2 separate regions of the Homo sapiens genome follow, and region 2 is linked to region 1. Evidence: read pairs that join two places in POLR2A ChIA-PET (ENCODE). Cell type or tissue: PC-9. All regions are shown on one strand. Links, peaks and the distances in the headings refer to the core of each region. The heading gives the core; the rest is flanking DNA.

Region 1 (6,920 bases), core at 967-5,966:
TGGAGGGAATAATATAATACTTACACTTAATTGCTATATGTATGGTAGGAACAAAAATAGACTATTGCATACATTATTTCCTTTCTGCCCCCAAGATAAGTTTTAAAATGACCTTTTAAAACACTCTTGAAATTATTTTACACTGTCTATCAACTTTTGAAAACCAGATCAGTGACTTACATCTGTACCCATTGTCTTTAGCACAAAGCACAGTGCCTTGCTCAAAAATTGTCAATGGTGGTAGTGTGAATGAATAAATGAGTGGATGGATGAATAAATCCATGTCTCTTGATCCAAAAAAAGGAGTGGCGAAAAGCCTATGAACAAATGAGATGGTAGTAGTTTTTCTAGGGTCAACTACTTCAATAAGCATGATATGAGCAGCTGGTCATTGATTTTTATCACTGCATGTCCTAGATTAATATTTCCTAATTACAGATCCGTGGTTTCCACTCAGTGAATTTCTGTTTTAACTTTCCTTGCCCTCATTGTGCAGGAAAAGTCTCCAATGACATCCAGCTGCTCTTTGCCTAGAATTTTAGTGCAGAAACAAATTAGATGCTTAAAATGGATTAGAATGTTTCACCATACATTGGCCTGGGATGAATATCCTGCTAGGAGCAGATGGCTCTAATTAGAACGTGCTCCTGTGGCAGGGAATTTGATTAGAGCTGAGAAAGTTATAAATTCTTCATGGGAAGAAACTGTCTCATAAAATTAAAGATTACCTGTATTTCATGGATATTTTCTCTGCCTCTTCTCCCACAGTGTTGCTAATGCTAAACACTATGATACAAAGGTGCATTAGTAAGCATGTAAAAATTAAGTTGGTTAACAGAAAATAAATTATAGCTATTGTAAAATCTTAAATTCAAAAATTAAGACAAAGGTTAAAGACAGTGCTGAAATGCAGCATTTGTATTTTGCAGTTGGTTTGCATATAATCCTTTTGTGACACACACATATATAAAAGCACCTCCTTTTTCTATTTATTCTTAAAAAATATGTGGATGGAAATGCAAATCAAAGCCACAAGACATCATCTCATATCTGTCAGGATGGCTATTCACAAAAAAACAAAAAACAACAAGTGTTGGTGGGGATACGGAGAAAGGGGCACTCTTGTACACTGGTGGAAATGTAAATTAGTACATTAACTATTGAAAACAATATGGAGGTTCCTAAAAAATTTAATATAGAACTACCATATGATCCAGCCATCCCACTTTTGAGTATAAACCTCCCAAAATTGAAATCAGGATCTTGAAGATATATCTGCACTCTCACGTTGATTGTAGCATTATTTACAGTAGCAAAGACATAGAAACAATCTAAATGTCCATGAAAAGATGAAATAAAGAAAATGTAGTATATATAAAAAACAGGAGTATTTGTATACACCAATAAGATTCAAGCTGAGAGTCAAATCAAGAATGCAGTCCCATTTACAATAGCTACAAAAAAAAACTTGGGAATACCTCTAACTAAGGAAGTGAAAGATTTCTACAAGGAGAACTACAAAACACTACTAAAGAAATCATAGATGACACAAACAAATGCAAAAACATTCCATGCTCATGGATTGGCAGAATTAATATCATTAAAATGGCCTACTGCCTAAAGCAGTCTACAGATTCAGCACTACTCCTATCAAACTACCAATGCCATCCTTCACAGAATTAGAAAAAAACTATTCTAAAACTCATATGGAACCAAAAAATAGCCAAAATAGCCAAAATAACCCTAAGCAAAAAGAGTAAAGCTGGAGGCATCACATTATCTGATTTCAAACTATACTATAAGGCTACAGTAATCAAAACAGGATAGTACTGATACAAAAAACAGATACATAGACCAATTGTAATAGTATAGAGGGCCCAGAAATAAAGCTGCACAACGACAACCATCTGACCATTGACAAAGTTGACTAAAATAAGCAATGGGGAAAGGACTTCCTATTCAGTAAATGGTGCTGGGATAACTGGCTAACCAAATGCAGAAGATTAAACCCGGACTCCTACTTTTCAGCGTATGCAAAAATTAACTCAAGATGGAGCAAGAATTTAAATGTAAGACCTCAAGCTTTTAAAAAATCTAGAAGAAAACCTAGGAAACACCATTTTGGACACCAGCCTTGGCAAGGAATTTATGGCTAAGATCCCAAAAACAACTACAACAAAAACAAAAATTGGTAAGTGGGACCTAACTAAAGAGCTTCTGCACAGCAAAAGAAATTATCAACAGAGCTAACATACACCCTACAAAATGGGGGAAAATATTCACAAACTGTATCCAATAAAGATCTAATATCCAGAATCCATAAGGAACTTAAACAAGTGAACAAGCAAAAAACAACCCCATTAAAAAGTGGGCAAAGAACATGAACAGACACTTCCCAAAAGAAGACATACAAATGGCCAACAAACATGAAAAACTGCTCAACATTACTTATCGTCAGAGAAATACAAACCAAAACCACAATGAGACACCATCTCACACCAGTCAGAATGGCTATTACTAAAAAGTCAAAAAATAGCAGATGCTGGTGAGGCTGTGGAGAAAAGGGAACATTTATATGCTCTTGGTGGGAATGTAAATTAGTTCAGCCACTGTGGAAAGCAGTTTGGATGTTTCTCAAATAACATAAAACATGGCTACCATTCAACCTAGCAATCCCATTACTGGGTGTACAGCGAAAGGAAAATACATCATTCTACTATAAAGACACATGCCAGGTATGTTCTTTGCAGCACTATTCACAATAGCAAAGACATGGAATCAACGTAGGTGCCCATGCACAGTGGATTGGACAAAGAAAATGTGGTGCCTACACACCATAGAGCACTACACAGCCATAAAAAAGAATGAAATCATGTCTTTTGCAGCAACATGGATGCATCTGGGTGCCATTATCCTAAGTGAACAAATGCAGGAACAGAAAACCAAATACCACATGTTCTCTCTTATAAGTAGGCGCTAAACACTGGACACTTGTGAACATAAAGATGACAAACACAGACACTGGGGACTCCAGAAAAAGAAAGGGAGGAAGGGGAGTGAGGGCTGAAAAACTAGCAGTTACTATGCTCATGGATCATTAATACCGCAGACCTCAGCATCAGGCAATATACCAGTGTAACAAACCTGAACATTTACCCCCTGAGTCTAAAATAAAAGTTGAAATTAAAAAGAAAAAAAAGGCTGGGTGTGGTGGCTCATGCCTGTAATCCCAGCACTTTGGGAGGCCGAGGCGGGTGGATCACCTGAGGTCGGGAGTTTGAGACCAGCCTGACCAACATGGAGAAATCACATCTCTACTAAAAATACAAAAATTAGCCGGGCGTGGTGGTGCAGACCTGTAAAAAAAAATCCCAGCTACTCAGGAGGCTGAGGCAGGAGAATCGCTTGAACCAGGAGGTGGAGATTGCGGTGAGCCAAGATCGCACCATTGCACTCCAGCCTGGGCAACAAGAGTGAAAGTCTGTCTCAAAAAAAAAAAAAAAAAAAAAGAGAGATCCTGCCATTTGTTGTAACATAGATGAACTTGGAGGACACTAAAGGAAATAAGCTAGGCACAAAATGACAAATAGTACATGATCCCATTTATGTCACGAGTCTAAAATAGTCAAATTCATAGAAACAGAGAGTCGAATGGTGGGTACCATGGCTGGGGGGAGTGGGCAGCAGATAGATGTCAATCTAAGCGTCCCTAGGGTGACTGACGCAGGATGAATAAGTGTGGAGATCGGCACAGCATAGAGCATATAGTTAACAAAACCATATTATATATGTAAACATTTATGAAGAGGGTAGACTTTATGTTAGATGTTCTTATTATATACACAAAAAGAGAGGGAGGCAGGAACCTGGGCCAGTGACGGGTAACGTTACGGCAGTGCTTCTGTTGATGATTTCAGATATGTACTTATCTCCAAACTCATCAGGATGTATACATTAAATATATACTGCTTTTTCATATATCAATCATACTTCCATTAAAAAACAGAAAAAAGAAGGAAAAAAAGTATGTGGATGGAAATGTGACAATAATAGTAGTAGTGGTAATTGGAGCACTTAGTGATAGTATTTTGAATATGTCCCAACTTACAGATATTCTGTTTATGCTGGTTCCTGTATAGCTCTGATACTTCCTTCTGCCTCAATTGTACATCTCATTTCCCCCAACTCCAGCTTTTTCTATGTAAATCGAGGAATTCAAGAGTGAAGGAAATTCTCTAGAATCCCAATACCCTAGCTTCCCCTGCAATTGAAGAGATTATATGTGAAGGAAGTGTCTCTCTTACTTAAATGCATACCCAGGACATTTAAAGCAGATCAGGAAAGCCTTTAAGAACACTGGCACTTCAAGAATTTGAAGAGGAAAAAAAAACAACTAAAACCTACAGCTTCTCTGTGGAATTGGAGAATCCTGCTTTTCATCAAAGACTGAAGAGAATGTGACACCTTTCAGAAGCCTATAAATAGTGAATATGCATTGAGCAGGATGAAAGACGTTCCATACATGACAGTGCACCCCCCAAAATGATCGACTGACCTCTAGTTCCAAATTATGGAGTCTCAGCTCTTCACAGCTAACCCAGTGGTGAGGTGTGGGGGTGCAGTCAAGGGCTGGGTGGCGGAGGAAGGTGTTCCTGACTGCCTGTGCCGGGCCTCCGCTTACCTGTGTCCTGTCAACTGCTACCCCTGGCATCTGGGAGGCACCAGCTTCTTTCATTGCTTGTTGTTCTCCTATCGCCAGAATTAGTCCTAGGGCAGACATTCTCAATGGAGGATTTTGCCCTTCGGGGGACATTTGGCAATATCTGCAGACATTTTTGTCACATGGGTTGTGTGTGTGTGCGTGCACGCTTGTGTGCACACATATGCACGTGTGCTACTAGCATCTAGTGGTAGAGGCCAGGGATGCTACTCAATATCCTACAATGCACAGGGTAGCCCTTAACAGCAAATAATTATCCAGCTCATAACATCAATAGTACCAAAGGTTGGAAAAAACCTTCTCTAGGTAGAAACAGCAAAGAATAATCATTTTATCTCTTTGTGGAAATCCTCTCTTCTCCCAAGAGCAACCCTAGTGTTTGCTGCAAGTTAAGTTCTTTGGGGAACAGACTCTGAGATGAAAATTTTTAAGCAGGGTGTTTATTAGGAAATAATTTTAGGATTAACACCTGTAGGAGGGAGGAGATGAAAGCAAGACTGGCCCACAGTTGAGCTGAAATGAAGATCCAGTGAAGGACTTAGCCTAATCTACAGAGAGCTCTGGAGCCAGAATGACCTTTCAGAGTTGCCCCACAGAGTAAGTATGTTGGTTAGTCAGTAGCTGTGGGCTTGGGTGAAGCAGTATTCTTTAGCTGAAGCAATCCTCAAAGAGGACTGACAGCTGAGAGCCCTGTTCTATCAGTACTCCCAGCTACCAGAGAGATAGTGCCTCCTGGCAAGTAGGATCCAGCTGGGGCACCCCACTGCCCTCCGCATTTCCTGCAGACCCCCTTGGTGAGGCTTTTGCAGCTGATGCTGCAGCCATAGAGAGGTCATCTTTATTCAGATCAGATACTGATTCTAACGTTCAGCTTTGTGATGCTTTAAGACCTTCAAGGTATTTCAAGTGCTACTATACTTTGAATTAATGTATCCACATACAAAAATGCAACATTTTTTATTTTAGGGGTACAGATATGCCCAAATTAAACTGGTAGATTACTAAGAAATAGGAAGATACAAGGCAAAGAAAATGAAAATGTATTTATTATCTATGATATATTTAACTGTGGTAAATATTTCAAAAAATGAGTTTTGCAGTTTATTTCTAATATCATTTAATAAATACTAACATCACATAAGATATTAGACATTTAGATCTTTAATGAAATTACATATGATATTAAAGATTTCAACTCTGTCTCCTAAAGCGGGTATTGTCTATTCATAATAAAACTTTGAGTATTACTATGTTACTCATATAAATTTACTAAAAATATGTTGACACTGAATCTATCTCAATGAGTAGAAAAGTAAGAAATACGTTGTTTTGTTCCCTGCCCTGTGTCCAAGTGTTTTCATTGTTCAGTTCCCACCTATGAGAACATGTGGTGTTTGGTTTTCTGTCCTTGCGATAGTCTGCTTAGAATGATGGTTTCCAGCTTCGTCCATGTCCCTACAAAGGACATGAACTCATCTTTTTTATGGCTGCACAGTATTCCATGGTGTATATGTGACATTTGGGTTGATTCCAAGTCTTTGCTATTGTGAATAGTGCCGCAATAAACATACGTGTGCACATTGGGGCCTGTTGTGGGGTGGCGGGAGTGGGGAGGGATGGATGGCATTAAGAGAAATACCTATTGCAAATGACAAGTTAATGGGTGTAGCAAACCAACATGGCACATGTATACATATGTAACAAACCTGCACGTTGTGCACCTGTACCCTAGAACTTAAAGTATTAAAAAAAAAAAAAAGAAATACATTGTTTTTGGTATACAGACATTTACAACCCATCAGGATCATGAAAGGAGAATATAAAAAGTAGTATGTATGACATACCCCACGACCAGTATGAGTATTGTTTGGGGGTTTAGAGAGGGGACTCACTGTGTTGGGTTAGGGTGATCAGAGAAAACTCCAAGGAGGAAGTATCCAGTGAAATGGACCTCAAGTGTAGATGGGCTTTTGACATGTAAAAATGGATGACACAGGAGGTTATCTGAGGCACAGGAAAGAGCAAAAACATGATTTAAACAGAGATGTACTTTTTGGAATAATGTTCTTTAGAGAATCGCCTTTTCTTCTACTTGACCTGTCTGTTAAAAAATAGAAACCTCCAGAATAAGTAGTTTGACAGTTTTAAATATTTAGTATAAAAACATACTTTCTTTGAAAGCCTATTTTCTCCATCATTA
Region 2 (6,920 bases), core at 1,161-6,160, 71 kb after region 1:
GGTATATACTCAAAAGAAAGGAAATTAGTATATCGAAGAGACATCTGCACTCCTGTATTTACTGCACCACTATTCACAATAGCCAAGATATGGAATCAACCTAAGTGTCCATCATTGGATGAATGGATAAAGAAAATGTGATACACACACACACACACACACACACACACACAATGGAGTATTATTCATCCATAAAACAGAATGAAGTTCTGTCATTTGCAGTAACATGAATAGAACTGGATGCCATTATGTTAAGTGAAATAAGCCAAGCACAGCAAGACAAATATTGAATGCTGTCACTCATATGTGGGAGCTAAAAAGATATCATGAAGATAAAAAGTAGATTGGTGATTACCAGAGGCTACCAAGGGTTGGGGGAAAGGGGAGCTAAAGAGAGGTTGATTAATGGGTACGAATATGCATTATAACAGAAGAAATAAGACCTAGTATTTGATGTATCAGTAGGATAGCTATAGTTAACATTAATCTATTGTACACTTCAAAACAGCTAGAAGATAATAACTTTAGTGTTTCTAACATAAAGATGAATATTTAAGATGATGGATATTCCAATTATCCTTATTTGATTATACGAATGTAACACATTATCGCATGTACCCCGAAAATATTTACATCTATTATATGTCAAGTTAAAAAACTACATTTCATACACATGCATACACAGATACACACAGACATGCAGACACATTTGAGTGATTATATGGTTTCAGGTAAGTTAAATGAATAGATTCTAATTTATCTATTATATGTATTTTATATTACATAAAATATATATTGTTTGTATATATATATATAGTTCTATCTATCCATATCTGTATTTACACACAAATTAGCCCAATCAGATTAGCTAAAGTGAGGCTCTTTGAATTCTAACAAATAAGCAAGGGGTTTAACCTGTTCCCTTGATCTGTTGGTCTAGAGTCTATTTACAGAGCTGTTATTACTGGTTTTTGCTTAGAGAGAATAAAGAAATAACTTTTTTATGTTTTGATGTTAAATGAATGTAGGATAAATGTATACATAGCATTCTATATATATGTATATATATATGTATATATTGCTATATGCCAGATGAACTGATGACTTTTCCACATATGGAAGAAATTCTTAAGATCATGTTTAACTAACAATTTCCCTCCGTTTCTTTCCCTAACTGCATGCCTGAATATAGGTAATATACATATAAAATATCTGTGATATATATACATTTTAATATTTAATATAAATTATTTAAATAAATTAAATCATTTATTTGTACTTTAAAAATTATTCTATTAAACATCAATAGAATATCATGCCTTTGTAAGAGGTAATATAATAGACTGTTACACTGTGACAAATATCATCTTTGTGGTAGGGCTAACAGAACAGAGCCACATCAAAAGGTAAAATAAACATGTTTAGTTAATATAATAACCTACATAATCAGAAAGCAAATTTTTTATCATGAATTATTCACACCTTTTATCTAAATATTATTTTGATACGGACATTTTGAATACTCTCTTTTGCAAGCAAGAATTGAAGACTCAGAAAGGGGTCAGAAAGGACTTAAATTAGGATCAGTGGCCCCAATTTGGTCTATTCCCAGTGGTCCGTGAAGAATAATCAGATGTGGTAAAAAGTAGAATTCAATAGAGAGCTCTGAACTCATATGTACAGAACAAGATAAGACTCCCTTTAGACCACCGTATTAGCTTATCTCTCAAGTTCTTAAATCACTTTGGTAGAACTGCTTGACGTCAATATCAAATCAAATGCATTTATGAACACTATGTTTGTTCAGCTGCTTCCAATCTATTTCTTATTATATCTTTACTAGCCCTAAGTATGCAAAATTAAAAGCTTTAAGTAATGACAGAATAAATTGTCATGCTTTTAAGATGCCTTATTTATTTGTATTTGGAAAACTTCAAACTAGATATGTTAAAATATGATTTGTTTCTTGACAAAATTCTGTATAACTAGAGGTATGGTTGAAGTAACTTGCTGTAAAATATCCCAAAACTGCATTTTAAATATATTTTCTTTAAAAATATTATTTCTGCATTATTTTTTATAATCATTCTTTTGCTTTTTAAAATATTTTGTCATGTTCTTGTCTCATATAATATGGATAGAAGACTGATTTCTTAAACACATGAAAGACAGTTAATTTAATTGCTAATACTTCTTGATAAAAATCAGTGCCCAGTTAAAGTCCATGTATACCCTGAAAATAACATCTTCATAATTTCTTTCTAGTCATAACATCTCAATTCTCTACAAGATTTTTTGGTTAATGTTTTGTACTTAACCCAACGTTAATGTTACTACCTTTGCCACTAAATGTGGGCTAAATGCTATGATCCTAAATGTACTAGAAAGCAGCTAATTGAGCCAAAATACAAATTTGAATTCCATCATAAGGACTTGAATTTTGTGTTGTTCTAATTTGTATTCAGGCTCAAAGTTTCCAAAGAGGGCAAGAAAAGTATTATATGAAAAAAGACGATTATTGAAAAGCAGACTTAAGAATGCTTCTAGACTTTTAAAGTAAGCTGATTTCCTTCCTACTCAATCGTATTAGAAATCATTTGTGTGAAATATTTCTGTATCCCAACAGTCAAGGGAAGAAGGAGGAGAAAAAAAATCATGGAAAACTAACTTAGAACATTTAGTAGGAGGAAGGTTCCTCAGAGAAAACTGTGTGTAAAGTGCGAGACAGCGCAGGAAGAAAAAAGTCACAGAGAGCTGCTCAGGGAAGACTGGAAACTTGGAGTCTGAGAAATTCTTAGCAGCGGCGAATCGGGGCAGGTCTGCGGCAACCTCAGCCCTAGCCTCCTCAGAAGAAAGAATACGACTGAGGCGCGTAAGACACAGAAACCGAGGCAAGTTTTGGAGCAGGAGTGAAAGTTCATTAAAAAGCTTCAGAGCAGGAACGAAAGGAAGCAAAGCTCACTCGCAAGAGGGCCACGCGGGTGACTTGAGGGATGAAGTGCGCGGTGTGACGTTGGCATGCTTCCGGGGTCCTGCGTCTCTTCTTCCCTGATTCTGCCCTTGGGGTGGGCTGTCTGCCTGTGCAGTTGCCTGCCCGCTCTTGGAGGTGCCACACGTGCAGTGTGTTTACCGGAGCTGTATGTATGCTCATTTGAAGCGTTCTTCCCGTACCAGTCAAATGTCCGTGCAAGGTCATCTACCAGTTAAACTCCGCCATTTTGCCTCTTAATGCGCATGCTTGAGCCCACTTGCGCAACTCCTGAGACCTTACTGGGAAGCTGATCACCAGTTTCAGGTGTTTCTATCTGCTGGGAGACTGCCTTTCCACGGCACTGGCTGTAACCAATTATTTTTTTAGAGAGACAGTTTAACAACTGCCTGACCATCATCTAATGGTAACCTGACATTTCTGTTGGGATGGAAGGGCTCTCTTGCCCTGCTCATGTAGGCCTGACTACCTACTGTAACAAAGTATTTAAAAGATATTTTGAGAAATGTATAAAGAAAAACAGCAAGAATTACTTTCTGTAGAGCAAGTTTCCTGTTTGTTTGGATGACGATGGAGGAGGACAAACATCACGCTGCAGACCTTGGCAGCATCCCAGGCCCAAGGGGGATGGTATGATGCTGCCCGCCATCACCACTCAAGACTCCCGTTATCACCAGTATTTCCTCCTTGCCTCCCAAGATATCACCATGGCAATTGTTGAATTTCTCATTACAGAAAGCCAGGCTTGCATAAATATTGTATGTGGCTATTATTGGCAGACACACTGTCAGTTTTTTGGGAAATATGGAAATTCTGTAATTTGAGGTGATTCATTATCTTTTTTCTAATTTTAATGAATATAAGTATCTCTTATTCATTAAAAATAAAACAACAAAAATATCCATCTAGCCATTATCCTTCTGATTGATCAGTCCCATTAGGCTAACGATCCAAGCAGGGCACCAGATAGCACCTTAATTCTTCTGAGAACATCATCACAGAAATTATTTGCTTCTGGAAATCATTAATTTCATTTTATGGATATGAGGATTTTTTTTTCTAGATTGAAGTAGATTAATATTCTTTTCATTCATCTCATTCAAGGAATTCTTAATAATAAAGCAGAACTAAATAGCACATATTAAACATCAATTATTGAATCTCGGAAGGAGATGGTACCAAGGCAAGTTTGCAGAGTAAGTGGAGAGTGGTTCTTTGATCTCACTGTAGGAGACACAGTCGGTATTTTGTTTTATTTGCCAGTAACTGCATAGCTGTATGTTCCATGTGGATGCTCATGACTTAGATGACCTCATGACTTAGATGACAGAATCTCTGGGGATTGACACCTGTGCCCAGGTCTCACTGTTTAGGGAGCCACCTGGTGCTCTATGATGCCACTACTTGGTGGACTTTACAGCACCCAGTCACTCACAACTAAATCCAAACTTCTTGTACTGACATTTTGATGATTAAGGAAGGAAAACTTCTAAAGATGGCTTGGTGATTGGAAAATATTTCATGTGGTTGTAAATAAAGTACACAATTTTTAAATAAGTGGTGTTCAGTTCTTCTTCAATTGTTCTTACTTACCATATGTACCATATATAAAGCAATGGCTTTTTTTCTCAAAAATTGCCTTCATAAAAGAGGGCTACCCTTGTCCTTAAGAGGCCTCTTGGGTAATACATCAGGTAAAATTACCATTTCTACACAAATTCTTTGGTTTCTGAGAACTTAGAAGAACAAAGTGCTAAACCCGAACATCTAAGTAGAATCTTCTTCAAAGAGAACAGGGCCCGGATCTCTTGATTTGTGCCTCCTCTCCTCAAACTCTTTTTACACAAGGGCTAATCTGGCCCCATGAGTATCAGGGCACATTTTTCTTATTCTATATTCCTTTTCACATAACATTTTTCTAATTTTTTTTGTATTTTCAATCAACTTAGAAGTAAAAATTATGTGCTGTGAAAAATTAAATAACATATCTAACATCATTGTTATGATGATGACAATAGTGTTGTCAATGAAGCGTGTGGAGTTTGAATGAGAGTAGAAAATAGCAACATTTCTAAAAAAATCTTTAGTTTTCTAGAGCTGTGTTATCTGGTTCAGTAGCCACTAGCCACACCAACCAATTTAAACTTAAATTAGTTAAGATTAAATTAATTTACAAATTCAGTTCCTCGGTTGTACTAGCCGTGTTTCAAGTGGGCACACATGCCCACTAGCCGTATGTGACCGGTGGCTCCCGTATTAGAGTAAATGTGGAACATTTCTGTCATCACAGAAAGTTCCCTAAACAGTGCTGTACCAGAATATGTAATTTTAAATGTCTGGGTAACTGAAATGATTAATATTGTAAATTGACATTTGACACTTTCATTTAAGGGCTTCTATTTCAAGTTGATCAAAACAGTTTGTGATAAAATGGGGAACTACCTTACATTTAAAGATCATTTTATATTTGGGTACAGATGGTAATATATTTAAAATACGTTGACTGTATTTCTCTTAAGTCAATGCCGTAAACGCTCAGTGCAGTTTCTTAATTTGGGGACACGGCTAATATTGACAATAAATTTTAAAAATAACGTATTAGAGTCACTGATTCTAAGGTACCGAATATAAGATTTTATATTTAATGAAAGCTTCACAACTTTCATAATCCCTGGTTTCATTTCATCATGACATTTACTAGCGTACGCTTCTATTTTACAGGAGATTCCAGGGGCACCAAATGACATGTTATACGACAATGTAATATAGAATAGTAAAATTTCTATTTAAGAAAGAGCAAGAATTGTATTCCCTTTAAAATATTTTTTCCCCAAACCTGATAAGCAACCTTTGTAGGATTAGAGGCTTACCAGCTGATACAGAGCACAGCTCTTAATGAAGTTTAGAGAAAAAAAATCTGTGACTGGTTTCTAAATTTAAAAATACAGACCTGCCTAGTATTCTACTTAGAAGTCCAGGAAGTTTTCTGCAAGTAAATGTCTTTGGTTATGTGGATTTTTTAAAGGAATGTTATCAACAGCCTTTCACTGCCATTAAATTTTGATTCACTATGTGTGTGAAAAGTACCATGATTCATTTTCAGGGTTCTCACTATCTCCCTCTGAATCTGAACCATTTAGCTGCATTTCTCTCCCCCACTTTCTAAATTTAGAAAGGATAAAATTTCCCCAGTGACATCTTCAGAGAGAACAGCCTTCACTACGGAAGTCATGAGCACTTCCTCCTCAGGGTGCCACTCAGAGGTGTGGAAGAAAGAAGGCTGAGGAAGCAGTAACGTTTCACGTTCTCACGCAGGCACAGTGGGGGCACCCTAAAGATGCATGTTGATTGATCTAATATTAAAGGAGCCCCAACCGTCGCGCCGTGCACTGTGTAGGCTCCACCTGCAACAGTCGACCAGCAGAAGGTTTCCATAAGCCTTTGGAATTACTGTCAAGTGAGGGAGACAATTTAATTGTCCCATGAACACAATTCAATGAAATTCATTAAATGACTTTTTAAAAATATTTATTGAAAATATTTTAAAGGACGTGCAATTCTTGCTCTTTTTTAAATAGAAACTTTACTATTCTATGCCCCATTCTTCTAGATTCTGAGATACAGCAATAAACAAGGCAGAAAGGATCCTTCCCTCACTGAACATATATGTTCTAGCAAGGACAAGCGAGCATATGCAAGAATCAAACAAATAAATAAACAAAAGGTAAAGTCTGGAGAAGGGTCATGAAAGAAATGATCTCTAGACGGATGAGAGGATGTTACAGAGGCTTCTGATTTAGTTGGAGGGTTAAGGGAAGTCTTTTGTAAGGAAGCAATCCTTGAGGTGCACTTTTTCCTTTTTTTTTTTTTTTTGAGAAGGAGTCTCACTCTTGTCACCCAGGCTGGAGTGCAATGGCGTGATCTTGGCTCA

What was found. ChIA-PET counts read pairs that join two places held together with the same protein. Peaks named below come from ENCODE experiments on the same cell type or tissue, not always from the same donor. Only the 100,000 strongest peaks of a DNase experiment are listed, where the experiment ranks them.
Region 2: POLR2A ChIA-PET joins it to region 1 with 5 read pairs; 2 of 35 experiments call an interaction of 5 or more read pairs at or near these places.

Annotation. Positions count from the first base shown.
Region 1 is chr4:187,881,751-187,888,670 of GRCh38, reverse strand. No RefSeq gene overlaps it. Among named protein-coding and RNA genes, the nearest start is that of ZFP42, 110 kb to the left of the region's middle. In PC-9, for the core only: no CTCF peak of the experiment used is centred there; no DNase peak of the experiment used is centred there.
Region 2 is chr4:187,811,135-187,818,054 of GRCh38, reverse strand. No RefSeq gene overlaps it. Among named protein-coding and RNA genes, the nearest start is that of LINC02492, 140 kb to the right of the region's middle. In PC-9, for the core only: no CTCF peak of the experiment used is centred there; a DNase peak (open chromatin) is centred at 3,224; H3K4me3 peaks cover 2,119 bases; H3K27ac peaks cover 1,359 bases.